Regions from separate parts of the Homo sapiens genome. Here region 1 is linked to region 2. A link is an interaction called in ENCODE POLR2A ChIA-PET data of the cell type or tissue named here. Cell type or tissue: GM12878. All regions are shown on one strand.

Evidence for each region. Peaks named below come from ENCODE experiments on the same cell type or tissue, not always from the same donor. Only the 100,000 strongest peaks of a DNase experiment are listed, where the experiment ranks them.
Region 1: POLR2A ChIA-PET joins it to region 2 with 7 read pairs; 3 of 35 experiments call an interaction of 5 or more read pairs at or near these places.

The regions. Positions count from the first base shown.
Region 1 is chr6:157,497,975-157,500,474 of GRCh38, reverse strand. The region is part of intron 1 of ZDHHC14 (zDHHC palmitoyltransferase 14); the gene reads right to left. Among named protein-coding and RNA genes, the nearest start is that of MIR3692, 30 kb to the left of the region's middle. In GM12878, no CTCF peak of the experiment used is centred here; a DNase peak (open chromatin) is centred at 1,494.
Region 2 is chr6:157,556,495-157,558,994 of GRCh38, reverse strand. The region is part of intron 2 of ZDHHC14 (zDHHC palmitoyltransferase 14); the gene reads right to left. Among named protein-coding and RNA genes, the nearest start is that of MIR3692, 29 kb to the right of the region's middle. RefSeq lists enhancers at 1,491-2,276, 1,975-2,284. In GM12878, no CTCF peak of the experiment used is centred here; a DNase peak (open chromatin) is centred at 1,314; H3K27ac peaks cover 881 bases.

The sequences.
Region 1 (2,500 bases), 59 kb after region 2:
TTTCCTCTCCTGCCCCCTTACGTCCCACTCTCTACACAGCAGCTAGAGTAATCTTTTAAAAATGACTTCCAGTTATACTAAGAACAAAACCTAATGTCCCCACCATGGTCTTTAAGGCCCTACCTGATCTGGCCCCTAGCTCTCTCAGTGGCATCCTCTTCCTCCCACTCACTCTCTTGTTCTCCACTGCACTCCAGTGACGTTGATCTTCTTCCCATGCCTCAAACATGCAAAGTTCATCCCCACCTCAGGGCCTTTGCACTAGCTGTTCCCTCTCCCTGGAATGCTCTTCCCTCATATATTCAAGTCTCAATCCCTTCTTTCAGATTTCTGCTCAGTGTCACCTCTTCAAATATATGCCTTCCCTGACTAACTAATCTAACACAGCCTCATCTCCTCAAGTCATGGTCTACTGCTTCACCCTTCTTAATTTTCTTCTATCAGTCATAATAATCTGATATTATGTTATACATATATTTGTGGACTTCCTCATTGTCAGACATCCCTACTAGAACATAAGCCCCTTGAAGGCAGGGATTTTGTCTCATTCATGGCTAAATTATTTAGCACCTAGAATATTCCTCAGTCCTCAGCAAATATTCGTTGAATGAATGAATGAATCAATCAATCGATTTGTCTCCTGTGAGCTGAAGACCTAAGAGTTATAAAATTCAAACACATCCCTACTTCTTCAAGTGAAATATTTTAGACCATTATGATAAGCAGGTGGTTGCTTATATGCATAGGGTGATCCAAGTAGCAAAAACTTGCTCATCCTGTGACATGGAACACCATCGTCATGTTGCTGTCATCCCAGGAGCATCCCTTGTAAAGAAGTCCATGGGGAATGGCAGTAACAAAACCCTTTTGGTGAGGCAGGTTCTGGACTGACGGTCTCAAACCAAATGCTGTTTGCTATGGAGCGAATGGGTTCCCCAAAATTCATATATATGTTGAAACCCTAACTTCCAATGGGATGATATCGGGGTGGGGGGCTTTGAGAGGTGACACAAGTTAAATGAGATCATAAGTGTGGGGCCCCATGATGGGATTAGTGTCCTTAGAAGAAGAGGAAGAGCCTGGGGCTGGCTCCCTCAGCCACACGAGGACACAAGGAGAAGGCACCACCCGCAAACCAGGAAGCCACCCTCACAAGATACCTGATCTGCTGGACTCTTGATCTTGGACTTTCCAGCCTCCAGAACTCCAAGAAGTCTGTTTTTAAGCTACCCAATCTAGGGTATTTTGCCAGCCTAAACAGACTAAAACACAGCTCCACAGCAAAAGATGAAACAGCAGTGCCGACACACCAAAAGTGTTCTCTGATCCCCAGTGGAAGTTTAGCTACAAGAGTTTTATGAGCTACAGGGGGCAAATGGGATTAAAACTGGGCAGGTTATCAGCATTTTCTTTTTTTTTTTCTCTTCAAGTTTCAGAACTGAATACATCATCTAACCACAAACAAAAGTAGTGTCAAACACAGTTCCACTTCACCAGAGCTATTAAGAACCCATATGAATCAAATTAATATTAAGCACAGGAGGTAAAAATCTGCTCAGCTGTTCCAGCATAACAACCACTGAACTCAATGCAATGGAAACAGATAACAGCCATAGGCGGCTTTAACCTATTAATAAAGTCCCAAGTTTAGCTTGACAGATGTTTTTGCACTATTCTCTGGATATACTACCACCTTTATCTGAATTTGCTGTTTTCTATTTTAACTTTTTTACATGAAAAGAAATAAAGCAGGACAAGAGACAGTATGAATAAGGTGCTAACATCTGTTTCAAAAATATGTTTTCTCCCTGTTCAATGGGACAGATGTTTACAAAGATACTGAAGAGATCATGTTTATCTCAAAGACCTTCCACAAATAATAATATCAGTGCAATGATAATAATATCTGTCTAACAGTACCTACTGTTCTGCACCAAATCCCTCGAGTCACTGATTTGGACTTGCCTCCAAATACCGGCTGAAAGATACACAGTAACTCACCATATCAGCCAAACTCATCAATTTGATCAATATTCTCTTTCCCCAATTTACACTTTTCCACCTCTGCTCATCCTATTCATTCTTCCTGGACACTCTCCTCAGCCACAAATGTCAAAATTATATCCACTGTAAGGGCTGCGCTCTACCTTCCACTCTCCAAGTCTACATCTGCCTCTCACTTCTCTGAATTTTTTTTTTTTTTTGAGATGTGGTCTCACTATGTTGTCCAGGCTGGTCTCGAACTCCTGGCCTTAAGAGATCCGCCCACCTAAGCCTCCCAAACTGCTGGAATTACAGGCATGAGCCACTGCACCCAGCCCCCCGGCTCTTTATTGCTAACATGTCCTCCATTCATAGTGCATCATTTTAGTTTTCAAAGCATTTTCATGTAACAAGTTCAGGAGGCAAGACAAATATTATTCCAGGTTCCAGATGAAGAAAAGCAGAGTTTTCCACGTTAAGGGATTATGGAAAGCTCCTGTTCCTCCTGTTGCCCTTA
Region 2 (2,500 bases):
GGGAAGTGTGATTAGACTCAAAGGGCTCACTTTCATTTGTATTAGAGAGCTGGGGGGAAATCCACCCTCCGAGGTTGGGGGCTGAGCAGCTGTGCCTGCAAGTCCTGCTTCCAGATGCTTCTCCCCTAGAAAGTTCCTACAGCAGGGAAGAGGAATCTCTGATCTACATTACTTGAACTTTGTTTTATTGTTTGTTTGCTTTTTTTTTTTTACCACCAAAGTTCACTTGGTGATTTTTGCAAAATGCCATCCCAATCATTTTTGTTTTAGTAATGACTCCTTACAACCACCCTGTGCACTGTCAAGTGGAAAAACAGAATCATAAGGGCCTGAAATGAGGATCCCAAACAGAAGACATAAAACCAAAAACACAATTCTGAGTCTTTCATTGCTTTTGCCTGAATCCAATCTTTCTTTACTGATGGGCCATTGCTTTTCTTATATTAGAAATTCCTCCTCTCCACAAAATTGGATTCCATGTTTGCACCAGAGTCATTAGTTTTGTTTTCCTCTAGACTTGGTAACAGCTGGGTGTCAGCCCTCTCGATTGGCTACTCTTGTCACTGAACGGCCTACCTGTGGGCGCTCTGGGTGATCCATGGCTCTTGAACAGTTTCCCTGTGTAATGCAGACTAGCCAGGTCAGAAATGAACCATCAGAATACCAGGCATCTGTCAAAAGGGGATCAGGGGGACATGAATGTCACCTGGCTCAGAGTAATTATCAGCCATTTCTGGGAATGGCAGCATGTCGGTTGAGGAGTTTAGATCTATGCTGTCCAAGGTGCTGGCCACTGTCTGCAGGGGGCTCTTGGGCACACATATTGTGGCTAGATCTCAAAGATTTAGTACAAAAAAAGAGAATGTAACATATCTCAATACTTTAAATATCTTTACATATTGATTACTTTTCAAATGATCATACTCCCAATAACTGGGCTAAATAAAACATACTATTAAAGTGAACTTCACCTGCTTCTTTTTACTATTATACAGTGGCTGCTGGAAAATTTACCATGTGTGGCTTGCATGTGTGGCTCACATTATAGACTACTGGACAGCGCTGGCTTGGCCAATCAAAATCATTCATTGGAAATCAGGGGAAATTCACTATTTATCCCAATAAGGGTGACGGAAGTGAGAGCAGTCCCCAGTACTCTGCCCGGATTGCACAGCATGGGCCTCCCACAGGGGAGTGGCCGCCATTCCTTTGCTAGTCTATTTGCTTGGGAGCACTGAGCTGAGAGCCATCTATTGCTCACACTCCTCTCAGTGGTTACAGAAATGAAACGAGGAAGTCTGCAGATAGCAATGGACCCAGCTGACAAGAGGTGGACCACAAACCCCTTCCTTGTCTTGAAGTTATTCTTAGAGCTAAATTTGCAAATAAGGACAACCAAAGTCTTGCCCCTAAAATAACGTTTTGTTTTCATCTCATTCTTCCATCTAACGCATGCTGGACACATCTAACCAACGACTCACCTCTGCCGAATGTGAAAATCAACTGTGCACTTTCTGTCCATGTCTATAAAATCCATATATATTATAGGATGAGCCATTGGAGACTAAAATCCTAACATGGCAAAAGTCAAGTTTCTTTTCCCTTCTATCAGAACAGGCACCCCTACCAATCCTGACGCCTGGCAGAACCCTCCCAGAGCCACCAGCCTGGCACAGGTCCTCTGCCCGCCCGTGGTGCTGGCCCTGCCCCTCTGTTTAATTTGGCTGCAATTTCCCACTCTGCCCTGACCTAGTCACCACTAGCAAATCCTCCTCTCCTGCTACAGCGTGCGAGAGGCTGTGCTAGGCCCGCAGGTGCAATATTTCATGTCATTCTCCGAGCAGCCCGGCAGTTCAGGTGGTGCTATTTTGCCCCTGGTTCAGAGAAGGTGACTGCAGCTGGAGGGCTGAGCGGCCTCCCCAGGACACAGCCCGGAGTGGCATGGTCTGGTCCAGGCTCTCGGCCTTTCCCTCGTGGAGAAAGAGGACTGAGTCCTCCCTCAGTGTCTCTTGGAGGGATCCCTCTGCGCTCCAGTTCCCTGATACAGGCCTGGCCTCATCTCTAACCCGAGCCCCTCAGTGCCCGCAACTCTTCCTCCTCATCAGCCCCACCTCTCACTGGCTTCTCCACCAGAGTCAGCACTCTTCAGCTCGCCTGGAACCCGCCCGGGCCTGTCCTTCAGCTGGTGGCAGCCATCTCTTCCCCTTTCTGTCCCCACCTGTCACTCTGCTCCAGCCTTTGCTTCAACACCAGCCTCGTGTCCCCTGTTCCAGCCCCGGGGCCTCGGCTCTGAGCTGTCTCCCTGGACTCCATCTCTGGCTTTCTTGTTCAGTCTCACTCTGTACGTGCTCCTGACTGTGCTGTCAATTAGGGTAGGCATTTGTATTCCTTTCAAACCTTGTTTGACTGCCTGGATTCGAGACCCGTTCCGCCTGCTGGCGACAGGAGCTCCATCCCCTGGCACTGCCTTAACCCCTACCAAACAGCACAGTGAGGGCAT